Linked DNA regions of Homo sapiens: region 2 is linked to region 1. A link is a contact called in ENCODE Hi-C or POLR2A ChIA-PET data. All regions are on one chromosome and are shown on one strand. Each heading gives the region's core, a stretch centred on a gene start or an enhancer-like site at or near the end of the contact. The rest is flanking DNA. Distances are from core to core; before and after follow the strand shown.

Region 1 (6,677 bases), core at 1,138-3,637:
GTGTAGGAGGTATCTGGAGAGCAGTAAGTAGAGAAATCAAAGGGGATGTGGCACAAGTTTCAGAAGCCTCAGCGCCCTGCAACAGAAGACTGAAGATGTGGATCTCACTAGTTTGAAGAGGTGTGAAGACTTCAGAAGCTACCCAGTGAGACATCATGAAATTGTTAAAATCTGTTAGTCATTAGGCCTTGAAAGGAATGGTTTAGAAACGACCTAGCTGAGCGAGTGGGCTTGGGCCTTTGGTGCACGCTCAGCATGGGCTGGGGTCCCCTTAGCATGTGGTGGTGGCTGTGACAGCTCTTGCTCCTCGTGGGACTGAGCTTTCTCAGAGAGACTGTGGGACACGGGAGAGACCGCGGTGGGACCGAGAGCCTGCGCCACCGAGCCCTCTCTGTGCAGGGCTTCCCACGCATGGCCTCCTGCACCTGCACCACAACTCACTGCTGAGGAAATTGAGGCTTAGGAGAGTCTCAGTCCCTTGCCCAAGGCCTTGCACTCCAGAGCCTGGATCCAAACTCTTATCTAGCCCCAAAGTACAGGTTCTGACCACAGGAGGGAGCAGCACCGCGGCTCCAGCATGCCCCAGGCCCGGAGCCTGTGCCTCCCTGTCTCAGTGCGGGGTGGGCGCGTTGAGCTGCTTTTTTTGGAGCAACTTATTTCGAGAATTATTTTAATCCTTAAATTCCATATTTCTTCAGCTTCCCTTTGAAAAAAAAAAGGGAAATTTGTGTTTTTAAAAAGTGTTAGTTAGTATTTTTGTCCTTTCCAAAACATATTCACTTGTGCTTACTGTTGTGAGACACACATGTATTTTTCTAGTTCCCATCTATTATTCCTTGCTGTCTGTTTCTGACCTGAAAAGCAGCTTCCAGTGAAGAGCTATCACTAGAGGAACAGGACTTGGCTGAATGAATTAGGTTTTATTGAGTTTTTAATTTAATGTGGGTAAAGCAGGCTCAGGAGGGCTGAAATGGACGAAACAATGGCACAACTTTATTACTTTTCTCCAGGGTATGGATTATAGGGGATATTTTAGAGTAAAGAAACACTAAGATTCTTGGCATTAAAATGCTTCGATTTCCTATTTATAGCAGTGATGCATATATAATTTTTCATATTGGACTGTTATTAAGGTTTTTCTGATTGAAATCTCCGTACGGTTTCTTCTGGCCAGTAGACTTCCTCCATCCCCAGATGTGACCCCTTTTAAACTAATAAAGCCTCTTGATAATACTTACAATACTTGTCACAGAGGGCAGGACTGACATTCACTTAGTGAAGGGCTTGTATTATACCAGGCTTTGCTCTATGTAAGTTTTATATTTTCAGGAATATTCTTAAATCCCTTAAAGAAAAAAAATGAAAATAAAGTAGAAATACATTTATTTTAGATATTGTTATTAATAATTTTTTTTTGAGACGGAGTTTCACTCTTGTTGCCCAGGCTGGAGTGCAATGGCGTGATCTCGGCTCACTGCACCCTCTGCCTCCCAGGTTCAAGTGATTTTCCTGCCTCAGCCTTCCTAGTAGCTGAGATTACAGGCGCCTGCCACCATGTCCAGCTAATTTTTTTTTATTTTTAGTAGAGACAGAGTTTCACCATGTTGGCCAGGTTGGTCTTGAACTCCTGACCTCAGGCGATCCACCCGCCTCGGCCTCCCAAAGTGCTGGGATTACAAGCGTGAGCCACTGCGCCTGGCCATTGATAAATACTTTGTAAATAAAATACACTGTGTCTATACTCTTACATGATGCACCATGTTAGTTTTTAAAACTTGGGAGTAATTTCTGTATATTAGTATTTTGGGTTCTGACTGGGTTTCTAGGTAGCTTAACAAAGCTTTTATTGTACTACAATAAAAGTACTTTGTACAAGTAGAGTTCATTTACAGTAAAAAATGATAGAAAATAATGCTGTTATTTTAATAGTAATAACCAAGCAATTAAAGTAAATATATATTTTTAACAATTTTGAAATTAGCTTTCTAAGAAAAGCGGGTTTAGAAGCAGGCAAAGCATTCACTTGTGAAAGACACTTTTGGGAACTTCAGAGCCTTCAGAGATTAATGGTAGTGATATTAAAAGTGGAGCGCGTTCCACTGTCTTCCATGCGGGAGCTTTCTGGCTCTGCTGCTTTTTGTTGCAGAAGCATCCAGTCCAGAATGAGTTAGGTGTTTTGTAAGTTTCTTTCAGTCTCAAACAGTCTGTGCTCTTCCCTTGATTTGGCCTTGACAGTTTTGAACAGTACAGCTATTTTCCTGACTGGCCCCCGGTTTGGGTTTGTGTGGTGTTTCCTTGTGATTAGAGTCAGACTTTGCATCCTGGGCCGAAACCTTCCAGAAACGAGGCTGTGCTGCCTTTGCTGCGTCTTGCTGAGTGGTTCAAGGTTTCAGATTGTTCCTGACTGCAGACGCTCTCCGTGGCCTCTCGATGTGGATGCTGTCTGCCAGCTTCTCTGCAGTCAAGCCGCTCCTTTTCTCTTTGTAATTACTAGCATTTTGGAGGAAGTACTTTGTACAATCGAAGTACCCTGTGCTTCACTAAGTTTAATCATTTGTTTGTATCATTATGGGCTTGTGCCTTCCACTTGGACTCTGTGGGCTGTAATCTCTTACTGCCATGATTTTCATGCGCAGATGGCCTCAGATTTGGCTCTGGAGAGCTCCTTCAAGCTGGCTTTGTGTCCTTTCAGCCTGCGCCCAGCATTCTTTGAGCTGTTCCTTGCTTTCTGGCTCATCCTGTTCTTTCCCTGCTCCAGCCCCAGAATCAGCCATTTCCCCAGGAGACCTGGGTCCTTTGATTGGAGAATGGAGTGTTTGCCACTTTTGGAGGTTCAGCTCTCAGGTCATCTCAGTGAACAGAGCTAGAGGGGGAAAATGTATGTGTCTGTGTTTGTTATATATGCGTGTGTGCATGTCTGTATGTATGTGTGTATATATGTGAACGTGTATGTGTGTCTGTAAGTGTGCATGTGTATATATGTGTGTGCATGTCTATGTGAATGTCTGTGTCTGTGTGTGCATGTGTGTATGTTTATGTCTGTATTGTGCATGTCTGTGTATGCGTATGTGTGCGTGTCTGAGTGTATACATGTATACGTGTGCATGTCTGCATGCATGTGTACATGTGTATATATGCATGGCTATGTCTGTGATATATGTGTATGTGCATGTCTGTGTATGTGTGTGTACATGTGTGTGTGCAAATGTCTGTGCCCTCCCTACCTGGTCTCCCTGGCCGTGTGGGTGCCCTCTCCCTCCTGTGCTGGGCTCCTGCCTCCATTCTCCCTACCCCGGGCTCTCCCACCCCCAGCCTAGTGTACATGCTTCCCTGGCATTGCCCACTTCATGGCTTCAGGACCAAATGGCTCAGGAGGGAAGATCAGTTACTGACTTTCCCCTGGAATGGGCATCTCATAAGGTGAAGACCAGTGCCTCTCATCTCCCTCTCGTGGCTAGCATAGCAGTGGACGTTAAGTGCATGTCATCAACTGTTGAAGAGATGAATTTCATCGCCAGTTGAACAGAAGTTAGAAGAGAAAGGGGGAAGTGGAAGGGAATGAATGATAAAATGTGGGGAAGCACTTGCCAGAGGTGAAAAACGAAGCTATGTGCATTTAGGGGAATTACGGACATTTTTCATGCTGTAGCCTCTGGTGAGCCCCATGCTAACACCAGGGGGTGCTTTAAGCCCATCACGAGGCCTCTGAGTGCTAGGGAGCGGGCATAGTTCTCTTGTAATGTGGTTTTCTGCCACAATTTGGACATTTGTCGTTTGGACAGTAATATAGATTTCTGAGTAAAATGTGATAAGAACGAAGTTTACTAGCTTTCTGATCTCAGTTAATGCGACATTGAAAGTCTGTTTTTTAGAGGTGCTTTGTACTTTTCGTAAAGAGCGTGAAGCTTGACCTTCTATGAGTCTGCACTTGAAAAGGGCTTTCATGTGCCAGGTAAAAAGGAAACTCACAATATTGGCAGTATTGTTGAGATCAGGTGTTTTTTTCGGTTTGTTTTTGTTTTTTTTGGTGGGGGGAACAACCAAAAACAATCCTACAAGTATATTGTACATCAAGAAAAAATAGGTTCTTTTGAAAAGAACCAAAGTCAGATTTGCTGTAGACTTCTCTGTGGCCCTAAATGCCAGAAGAAAAAGGAACAGTTGCTTCAACATTTGGAGAGAAAGAAACTGACCCAAGATTCTTACTATTTAGCTAGATTGTCATTTCATACATAAAAACAGTGGAAGACACATCCAGATAATGCAAGAGCTCAAAAAAAGATTGTTCTTATATTCTTCCAAACCTAAGCCTAAGGAAAGCCTGAGTGTGGGCCTGGGATGACCAGCGCAGTGGCCACTCGCCCATGTGGTGGGGGTATTAGAAAACTGACGAATCCCAACTGAAATATATCCTAAGTATAAAACACACACCAGATTTCAAATATGGTGTTGGAAAAGAAGAATATAAACTATCTCATTAGAAATTATTATATTGATTACATGTTGAAATGATTTTGTATATATCACATTAAATAAAATTTATTGAAACTAATTTCATCTGTTTCTTTTTACTTTTAAAGTGAAACTAGTAGAAAATATTAAATTACGTATATGGCTTGCATATTTCTATTGGGCAGCATTGGTATAGGTGAAATGAATTAAAATTGATTATTGAAACTGATTAAGCATATAGAATTGAGTATAACTACAGAATTGAATGCAAAATCCCTAAACTAGTTCTTGAAAAAATAGTTTTGTGGAAGAATAACATAATAATAATAGATGGTAGGGTTGAGGGAGTCAAGGGAAGTAAAATCACATTAAAGTAACATTCATTTAAAAGTTTTTTTCTCCACTTTCTTTTTCATTTTTATTATACTTTAAGTTCTAGGGTACATGTGCACAATGTGCAGGTTTGTTACATAGGTATACATGTGCCATGTTGGTTTGCTGCACCCATCAACTCGTCATTTACATTAGGTGTTTCTCCTAATGCTATCCCTCCCCCAGCCCTCTGCCCCCCGACAGGCCCCGGTGTGTGATGTTCCCTGCCCTGTGTCCATGTGTTCTCATTGTTCAACTCCCACTTATGAGTGAGAACATGTGGTGTTTGGTTTTCTGTCCTTGTGATAGTTTGCTTAGAATGATGGTTTCCAGCTTCATCCATGTCCCTGCAAAGGACATGAACTCATCCCTTTTTTATAGCTGCATAGTATTCCATGGTGTATATGTGCCACATTTTCTTTACCCAGTCTATCATTGATGGACATTTGGGTTGGTTCCAAGTCTTTGCTATTGTGAGTAGTGCCATAATAAACGTACATGTCCATGTGTCTTTATAGCAGAATGATTTATAATCCTTTGGGTATATACCCAGTAATGGGATTGCTGGGTCAAATGGTAATTCTAGTTCTACATCCTTGAGGAATAACCACACTGTCTTCCACAACGGCTGAACTAATTTACATTGTCACCAACAGTGTAAAAGCATTCCTATTTCTCCACATCCTCTCCAGCATCTGTTGTTTCCTGACTTTTTAATGACTGCCATTCTAACTGGCGTGAGATGGTATCTCATGGTGGTTTTGATTTGCATTTTTCTGATGACCAGTGATGATGAGCATTTTTTCACGTGTCTGTTGGCTGCATAGATGTCTTCTTTTGAGAAGTGTCTGTTCATATCCTTTGCCCACTTTTTGATGGGGTTGTTTGTTTTTTTCTTGTAAATTTGTTTAAGTTCTTTGTAGATTCTGGATATTAGCCCTTTGTCAGATGGGTACATTGTAAAAATTTTCTCCCATTCTGTAGGTTGCCTGTTCACTCTGATGGTAGTTTCTTTTGCCATGCAGAAACTCTTTAGTTTAATTAGATCCCGTTTGTGTATTTTGGCTTTTGTTGCCATTGCTTTTGGTGTTTTAGTCATGAAGTCCTTGCCCATGCCTATGTCCTGAATGGTATTGCCTAGGTTTTCTTCTAGGGTTTTTATGGTGTTAGGTCTAACATTTAAGTCTTTAATCCATCTTGAATTAATTTTTGTATATGGTATAAGGAAGGGATCCAGTTTCAGCTTTCTACATATGGCTAGCCAGTTTTCCCAGCACCATTTATTAAATAGGGAATCCTTTCCCCATTTCTTGTTTTTGTCAGGTTTGTCAAAGATCAGATGGTTGTAGATGTGTGGTGTTATTTCTGAGGCCTCTGTTCTGTTCCATTGGTCTACATCTCTGTTGTGGTACCAGTACCATGCTGTTTTGGTTACTGTAGCCTTGTAGTATAGTTTGAAGTCAGGTAGCGTGATGCCTCCAGCTTTGTTCTTTTTGCTTAGGATCGTCTTGGCAATGCGGGCTCTTTTTTGGTTCCATATGAACTTTAGAGTAGTTTTTTCCAATTCTGTGAAGAAAGTCTTTGGTAGCTTGATGGGGATGGCATTGAATCTATAAATTACTTTGGGCAGTATGGCCATTTTCACGATATTGATTCTTCCTATCCATGAGCATGGAATATTCTTCCATTTGTTTGTGTCTTCTTTTATTTAGTTGAGCAGTGGTTTGTAGTTCTCCTTGAAGAGGTCCTTCGCATCCTTTGTAAGTTGGATTCCTAGGTATTTTATTCTCTTTGTAGCAATTGTGAATGGGAGTTCACTCATGATTTGGCTCTCTGTCTGTTAATGGTGTATA
Region 2 (6,677 bases), core at 2,320-4,819, 190 kb after region 1:
GAAAGACAAACAAACCCAAGGAAAGCAGAAGTAAGGACTACAGATAACAGCAGAAATAATGAATTCAAAGATGGAAACAAGTGAATTGATAAATGAAGCCTGAGAGCTGACTCTAGAAAAATCGAATAGATAATCTACTAACTTGTTAACCAAGAAGAAATGTAAGAAAACACAAATTCCCCTCATAAGACTAGCCTTGGATAAACCAGAATTTACAGAGAACAATTCTTACCATTCTAAGTTAAAAGAGTTTGAAAACGTAGTTGAAGAAGGTAATTTTTGAAAAGTATGTATTATTAAAATTAATTGAAGAAGTGTTAACATATTGAAATGCACCAACATCTGTAGAAACATTTGAGAAAGCTGTAAAAGAATCAACGCAACGAAGTGTAGCTTGTGTGTGTGTGCATGGTGTGTGAGAGTGTGTGCCTATATGAGCATGTGTGCATACATGTGCATATTTATGGGATGTGTGTGCATGCTGTGTGTGTGTGCCTGTGTGCATGTGTGCACATGCATATGTGTGTGTGATGTGTATCATGCATGATGTGTGTGTACGTGGCAAGTGTGTGTTCCTGTCTGTGCACGCATGTGCATGTGTGCATGGTGTGTGTGTGTGTATGTGTGTGTGTGTGTGTGTTTTAGCCTTCTGTAATCTTTCTCATGCTTTCCAAGCTCCTTCAAATGCAAGTAATAATAATCAAAGGAAAACGAAGCCCCGTATGTTTAGGAACAGTGCCATGCTTTGCTGACTGGCGAAGCTCTGTATCTTTAGGGGCGGTGTCATGCTTTGCTGACTGTCAAAGCCCTGTATCTTTAGGGACAGTGCCATGCTTTGCTGACCATGGTGCTGGCTGTCTACCGCTGGTCCAGACCCACCTCCATCCTCGCCACGCTCTGTGTTGCAGGAGGCTGACTGCATGGGCCAGACCCCAGCGGCTTCTCTGCTCTTTGGCTTCTGGTCAGGTTGGCAGCCAGGGAGAGAGAGTAGAAGGGGGCAGGAGCTGGGCAAGGCCGCCTGGCTCCCACCCTGTCTGTTGCTGTCATTTGCCTTCTACTTCTGCCTACACTCAAACGTCTCAACTTCTGCCCTTCTGCTGATCTCTCGGCTCCTCTCGGCCTGTGTGACAGACTTGGAGATGTGCCACCCAGATGCCCCTTCCAGGAAGGACTTGCTCCCAGCTTTGGGGAGTGGTCAGAACATGGCTTCCACCTGTTAGCTCTTCAGGATCTTCCCAGTGATGAGCCCCAACCGGCCTGGGCCAAGTTTTTCATGCCCAGCTAACACCCGGAGACTGGGAGAGGGTCTTGGGAGACCCGAGGTGGGATGCTGGATGGGTACTGTGCACTTGGGAGCTTCCAGACAGGCCTGTACCACAGTTGAACGTCTCCCTCCACCCGCTTCTCCCTCCTGTCCAGGTGCTGGACCCTCATAAACATCTTGTATCCTGACTTTGTCTCAACTCCTGCTTCTGAAAAACCCAACCCATGACAGGCGGGTCTCTCTCCAGCTCCCAACCCACGACAGGCGGGTCTCTCTCCAGCTGCCATTAGCTACTCCGGCAGCCCCTTGCCTTTCAGGACTGGGGTGGTAACTCCCAGCTGTCACCAGCCCCAAGATACTGTGGAGGGTCATCTCAGCGATTCCCAGCACAGGCTGCTGGCTGACAGTGGCACAGTTCAGGTCGTCCATTAGCTTTCTCTGCACACCACGATCCTGAGACAAGCTTGGCTCGGGGGTCCCACAGAACTGGACAGCCTGTTGGAAACGGGCTCCCGGGGATCGTACACTCACTCCCTAATGTTGGTCTGTGGGGTCGGAGGGGGCAGCAAAATGGTGGATGGGAGGAGACCTCAAATGAATGCGTGCTTCACAGAAGAAGTCTCCACGATGTTTTGTTTAACTACTGCGTTCTGAGCAGTCACCCTGCTGGAAGAGAAGACCCTCGCTCCGGGCCCCACAGCTTCCCCACAGAGCTGGGATATTGGAATAGTGTAAATGACCTTCCTTTCCCCAAAATGCCCCCAGAAGGCCCTTGCCCTCCGCCTTGTCTCACTTGTGTCAGAGGGCCTGCTGTCAGCAGGGCTGCCTCCCAGGGTCTGTCCCAGCACAGGGCGCCCTTTAGGTTGTGTGTTTCACACTGCAACAGGCAGGGCCTTGCAGGCAACAGAGGAGCTTGCAGATGGGGTAATTTGGGAGCACTGTGCCTGGGTGTCTCTGGGTCAGGCAGGAAAGTGGTCAATGGCAGGGAGGCCCCACGAGGACAGTCAGGCTGGGGGCATGGGAAAGGCCCCCGCCGAAGGGGCAGACTGGCCTGGGCTGTGGGGATGTGAAGGAAGGAATGAGGCTGGAAGAAGAGGGCTAGGGTCTCTAGCTCATCTTGGTTTGACTGGGACTTCATTGGTTTTAAAAGGGAAAGTCCTGCATTCAGGGAAACAGTCCCCTCTCCACCCTGAGGTCCAGGCAAATGGGAGGGAATTGGTCACTCTGAAGCGGGGCTGGGTCTAGTGTGGTTGGAGTCGGGGAGATCCTAGGGGAGTGGCTCCGTGGGGCTGGGTGTGTGTGGGGTGCGGTCAGGGGCTGAGCTGTACTCCCAAGGAGGTCAGGCTGGAAGGGCAAGTCAGGGTGGGGTCCCCGAGGGCCTACTGATGGACCCCGACTTCATTATACATCGATTAAATAGGGCTGGGCGTTGCCCTGTCCAGCTTGGCGCAGAGTTCACACTAAGCTGTTCACATTGGGAGCAGCCAGTTGCTTGCATTGCATTCCTTAACTGGTCCAGCCTTGTGCAGACTGGCCTGCTGGAGTGGGCTCTGCCTTGAGGTGTAGGAACCGAGTGCAGACCCCAGCTCAGCCCCAACTGCCCGTGAGAATTGGGGGCCGTGCCTTGCCTGTCTGCCCCTTGATTTTCTCCTTGTAGAATGGGTGCTGGATTTTGCTGTCCAAGGCCCTGCCCAGAACAGCACTTCCTGACTCTTGCACTGGGTCTTTCTCTGGCCCAGCTGAGGTCCCTGAGCCCACACCTGCCGCCTGCAGAGCTCCATCGCCTTGGCGGCTACCAGGGCTCCAATCTGGCGCTCGGCCCTTCCTCCCCTGGCCTCCCTCTTTGTGTCCAGGAACTGGCTTCCCTTACCTCGCCTCTAGTCCTGGCCTCCCTCAGGGAGTGAGGGTCTTCTGGGCCCCTCCAGGGCTCCAGGGCTGGTGTCCTGCCCCTGCACCCCACTCCCCAGGCAGTCACCCGGTGCCCTGTGGGTTTCCGTTACCCTCCCATGGCCGGTCCTCCAGGGAAGCCCATCCCACCTCCGGCTGAGCCAACCTCGTTTTCTCAAGAGCTATTAACACACAACGGAAAAAGTGTTGTGGATGATGGAAATGAGGTGAAGTGAATTCAAGAGCCCGCTTTTAGAGGCTGTACTTTCAGAGGTCAACTCAAGTGTTTCTCTCATCTGCTTTTCAAAGTTAGAACAGAAGGTATTTAAATAATCTTGGATTTCATCCCTCAACTGAGGCTCTCTTGTGGGGCTGGCGCCTGAGTGCCAGGTTCGGCCGGCTCTGCTGCCCTCTGTCCTGGGCCCATCCAAGCATAGCTGGCAGCGATCCGGACAGAGGGGGGTGCCCACCGTGGAGAAGGTTCAGAGCCCATGACTTCAGCCCCTCCCCACCCACAGATGCAGGAGACTGAGGCACAAAGAGGAGGTGCCTCACTAGGGCCGGCTTGGGTTTATAGTGTGCCCTCGGAAAGCTCTGGAAGAATGGAGTCTACGTTTCGGCTCAAGCTGCAGCCAGAAGCAGCCATGGGAACCCAGCACCCAGCCAGACCCGAGCCTCCTGGGCCGCTGAAAAACAAACCAGACCAGAGCCCCCAAGACGGGACCCGTGTCAGCAGAGCTATGGGGAGAATTGCACGGCGCGTGCCTTCTGCTGCTTAAATCCATCCCGCTAAGTGCTGGGGGCTTTATGCGCTATGGGACTCTCAGTCCGGGGAAAGGCCTTTTAATAAGTTATTATTAAAACCATTTGCCTTTTCACTGTTTGCATATATAATTCTTGAAATATCTCCTTCCTAATGAGCCCGGATATTGATATTCAACAGAGTTCTCTCCCCTTCGAGGCCCATCATCCCTGTCATAAAGCTGCCCTGGCGAGGGCCCACCTGGGAGGGGAGAGGGGTTTACAATCCCCCCGCCAAGCTTGAGGGGCAGGAGCTGTAACGTGTCCACGGGAAGCTGCAGGGTGAGTTCCTGGAGTGGCCTGGCTTTTCTCAGCACATAGAGGGGGCTCCACAGCAGTGGGGGAGAGAAGCAAAAGGTGCTGAGCTTCTCCAGCACTTGCCTCCTGCGGCGGGGGTGGCCAATGGCCGCAGGAGTCCTCAGGTGTCTTCAGACTGTGAGGAGTCAGGCCAGCGGTCCCTGCAAGCCTGGTGCAGCCTGGCAGCCAGCGCCTTAGCCCTCAGCCCTCAGCCCACAGCTCTCTTGCATAGGCGCTCTCAGGCCTGGGTGTGCTGTTTATGGGGCCCAGGGTGAAATGGAATTGGAGGCCCCCAGTTCAGAAGGCCTTCAGACTTCCAAGGCAGCGATGGCCAGGCCTTGAACAGAGCGTGGGGTCCCTGTGGGCTCAGCCGGGCCCTATGAGTCTGCCCAGGCCTCACACCTGTGGAGCTGGCCCTGGGGGCCATCGTCCTCCTCTTCCTCCCCTTTGGCCATTTTTTAGGTTCAGAAACAGATGGATGGAGAGGTCACAGTCCTCTCCACAGTCCTCACCAAGCAGGTCCAGTCCCTGCTTGGCCTGGACCAAGACTAAGACCAGAGTGGCCTCTGGGCCTGTGGGTTGTTGTCTGGACACCCAGCATGGGAGGGACTGGGAGGACGCCCGGCCAGTGAGGGAAGGCCCGAGGTCCTGGGCCTGCACTGCCACCTCCAGGAGACACCAGGATGGCTGGGGCCGCCTCCTTTCTCCCACCCTCCCTCTCCCAGCACACAACACTGGCCATTCACATTTCAGCTGCCAGAGGGCAGGAGGCCCGAGTGTGCCAGTCATCAGTACTTACAGCTCCTTCCTCGTGCGGGACACTGCTGGGGTTGGGGCGTGGCAGGCGGTGAGGTGGAGGGTCCCAGCTCCTGAGCTCCAGCCTTCGAGGGAGACAGACTCATGAATCACCACCGTGCAAGTGCTGGGAATATTCCTGGGACAGGGAGCACACATGGAGGCCTCTCCACGCCCAAGGAAGGGAAGGGACAGCACTGGAGGCACCAAACGGACAAGAGTTCGGTGCAGCTCAGAAACTGAAACAGGTCAGAGGGGCAGGGCTGGGCCAGGAGGGCACTCAGGGTTTGGAGAAAGGAGGTTGGAAGGGCTGGTAGGGACAGACCCGGACAGTGTGGTAGGAACGTTTCATTCAAGTGCAACCGAGAAATGGTGTCGTGATCCGAGATGTGTTTTCAGGGGCTCCTGCTGGCTGCAGTGCATGCGATGGATGGAGTGGCAGAATGGGAGCCAGAGGACCCGAGAGGAGACCTGTGCATGGGTCTAGGCCTCCCGAGGACCGAACGAGTCCTCAGACAGCACCAGGGAATGGACCCTGGTCTGGGCCAGCCTCTCCTTCCAGGATGAAGAAATGAGGAAAATCCAACAGTGGAACTCATACAACTTTGAAGACCAGGAGGAAAAGAACTGTTTCCCTGAAAATGCAAGGCGGCTTTGTCTACTTAGCTTCTCCATTAGCTTGAATTCAACCTGAAGGGTCTTTGCATTTTGATTTTAATAGCAGTTGCAGCTTCCTAAAGAGGCCAGGATCTTAACACGCCCCTCAGCAGTGTATTAGAGACCTTTCTCCATCTCCCTGCCAGCAAAGTGTGTTACAGTTTTCGTTAAAATTCTTTATGTGGCCTGATGGGTGTAATGATGTCTCTGTTGTGCAAATATGCCCTTCCCTGGCTGCTCGTGACTTCAGGCATCTTTTCAGGTTTGCTGGATTTATTTGCTCTGACTCACTTCTGCCCATTCGTATCTCTTGCCCACTTTATTGCTGGTTGTCTGGCTTTTTCCTGTGGGTTCATAAACGCTTACTGTATATTTGAGGCATTAACACCTTATTGGTCATCTGCGTTAAAAATATTTTTTGTCAGCTACTTGGGAGGCTGAGGCAGGAGAATTGCTTGAACCCGGAAGGTGGAGGTTGCAGTCAGCCGAGATCACGCCATTGCACTCCAGCCTGGTGACAGAGCAAGACTCCGTCTCTCTCTCTCTCTCTCTCTCTCTCTCTCTGTCTCTCTCTCTCTCTCTCTCTCTCTCTATATATATATATATATATATATACACACGTACATGTACATATATATACGTATATATATGTTTCTTTTTTGTGATCTCTTTTGCCATAGACATATTTTGAGTTTGCTAAAGTAAACTTTAAAAATCAAAGCATATACAAATACAGATGAGTACACGCTTTAGAAGTGTATACTGTGATGAATTTTGACTGACTGAGCACACCCATGTGATCTCCAGCAAATCAAGATTTAGAAAGAACGCGATTGCCCCCTCCCGCCCTTCACAGCGATCAGCCCCTGGAGGTGAACCCTGTCCTGAACTCCTGGCTCCAAAGATTAGCTTTGAGCTTTACCTAGATGAATTCACACTGGCTGTACTCTTTCCTGATTATGAAAATAACATGGTC

What was found. Hi-C counts contacts between places; a loop is a spot of excess contacts on that map. ChIA-PET counts read pairs that join two places held with the same protein, here RNA polymerase II (POLR2A). Pooled maps may share reads with other maps.
Region 2: a map of HepG2 shows a loop between it and region 1 (9-fold over the local background). The contact joins two enhancer-like sites. A Hi-C loop is called at or near these places in 4 of 168 maps with a recorded cell type or tissue (CD8-positive, alpha-beta T cell, HepG2 and naive thymus-derived CD4-positive, alpha-beta T cell) and 7 of 50 pooled maps. POLR2A ChIA-PET finds 5 or more read pairs at or near these places in 1 of 52 experiments (Panc1).

The regions. Positions count from the first base shown.
Region 1 is chr2:238,367,272-238,373,948 of GRCh38, forward strand. All of the region lies in intron 15 of TRAF3IP1 (TRAF3 interacting protein 1), which reads left to right. Among named protein-coding and RNA genes, the nearest start is that of TRAF3IP1, 50 kb to the left of the region's middle. RefSeq lists a silencer at 157-360. Within about 2 kb of position 2,388, at least 3 of the 41 ENCODE cell types and tissues checked have a DNase peak (open chromatin) inside an H3K27ac peak, as active enhancers do.
Region 2 is chr2:238,555,467-238,562,143 of GRCh38, forward strand. LINC01107 (long intergenic non-protein coding RNA 1107) reads right to left here and starts at 33. Exons shown (of 3, transcript NR_037809.1): 1 at 1-33. RefSeq lists an enhancer at 500-1,001. Within about 2 kb of position 3,570, at least 3 of the 41 ENCODE cell types and tissues checked have a DNase peak (open chromatin) inside an H3K27ac peak, as active enhancers do.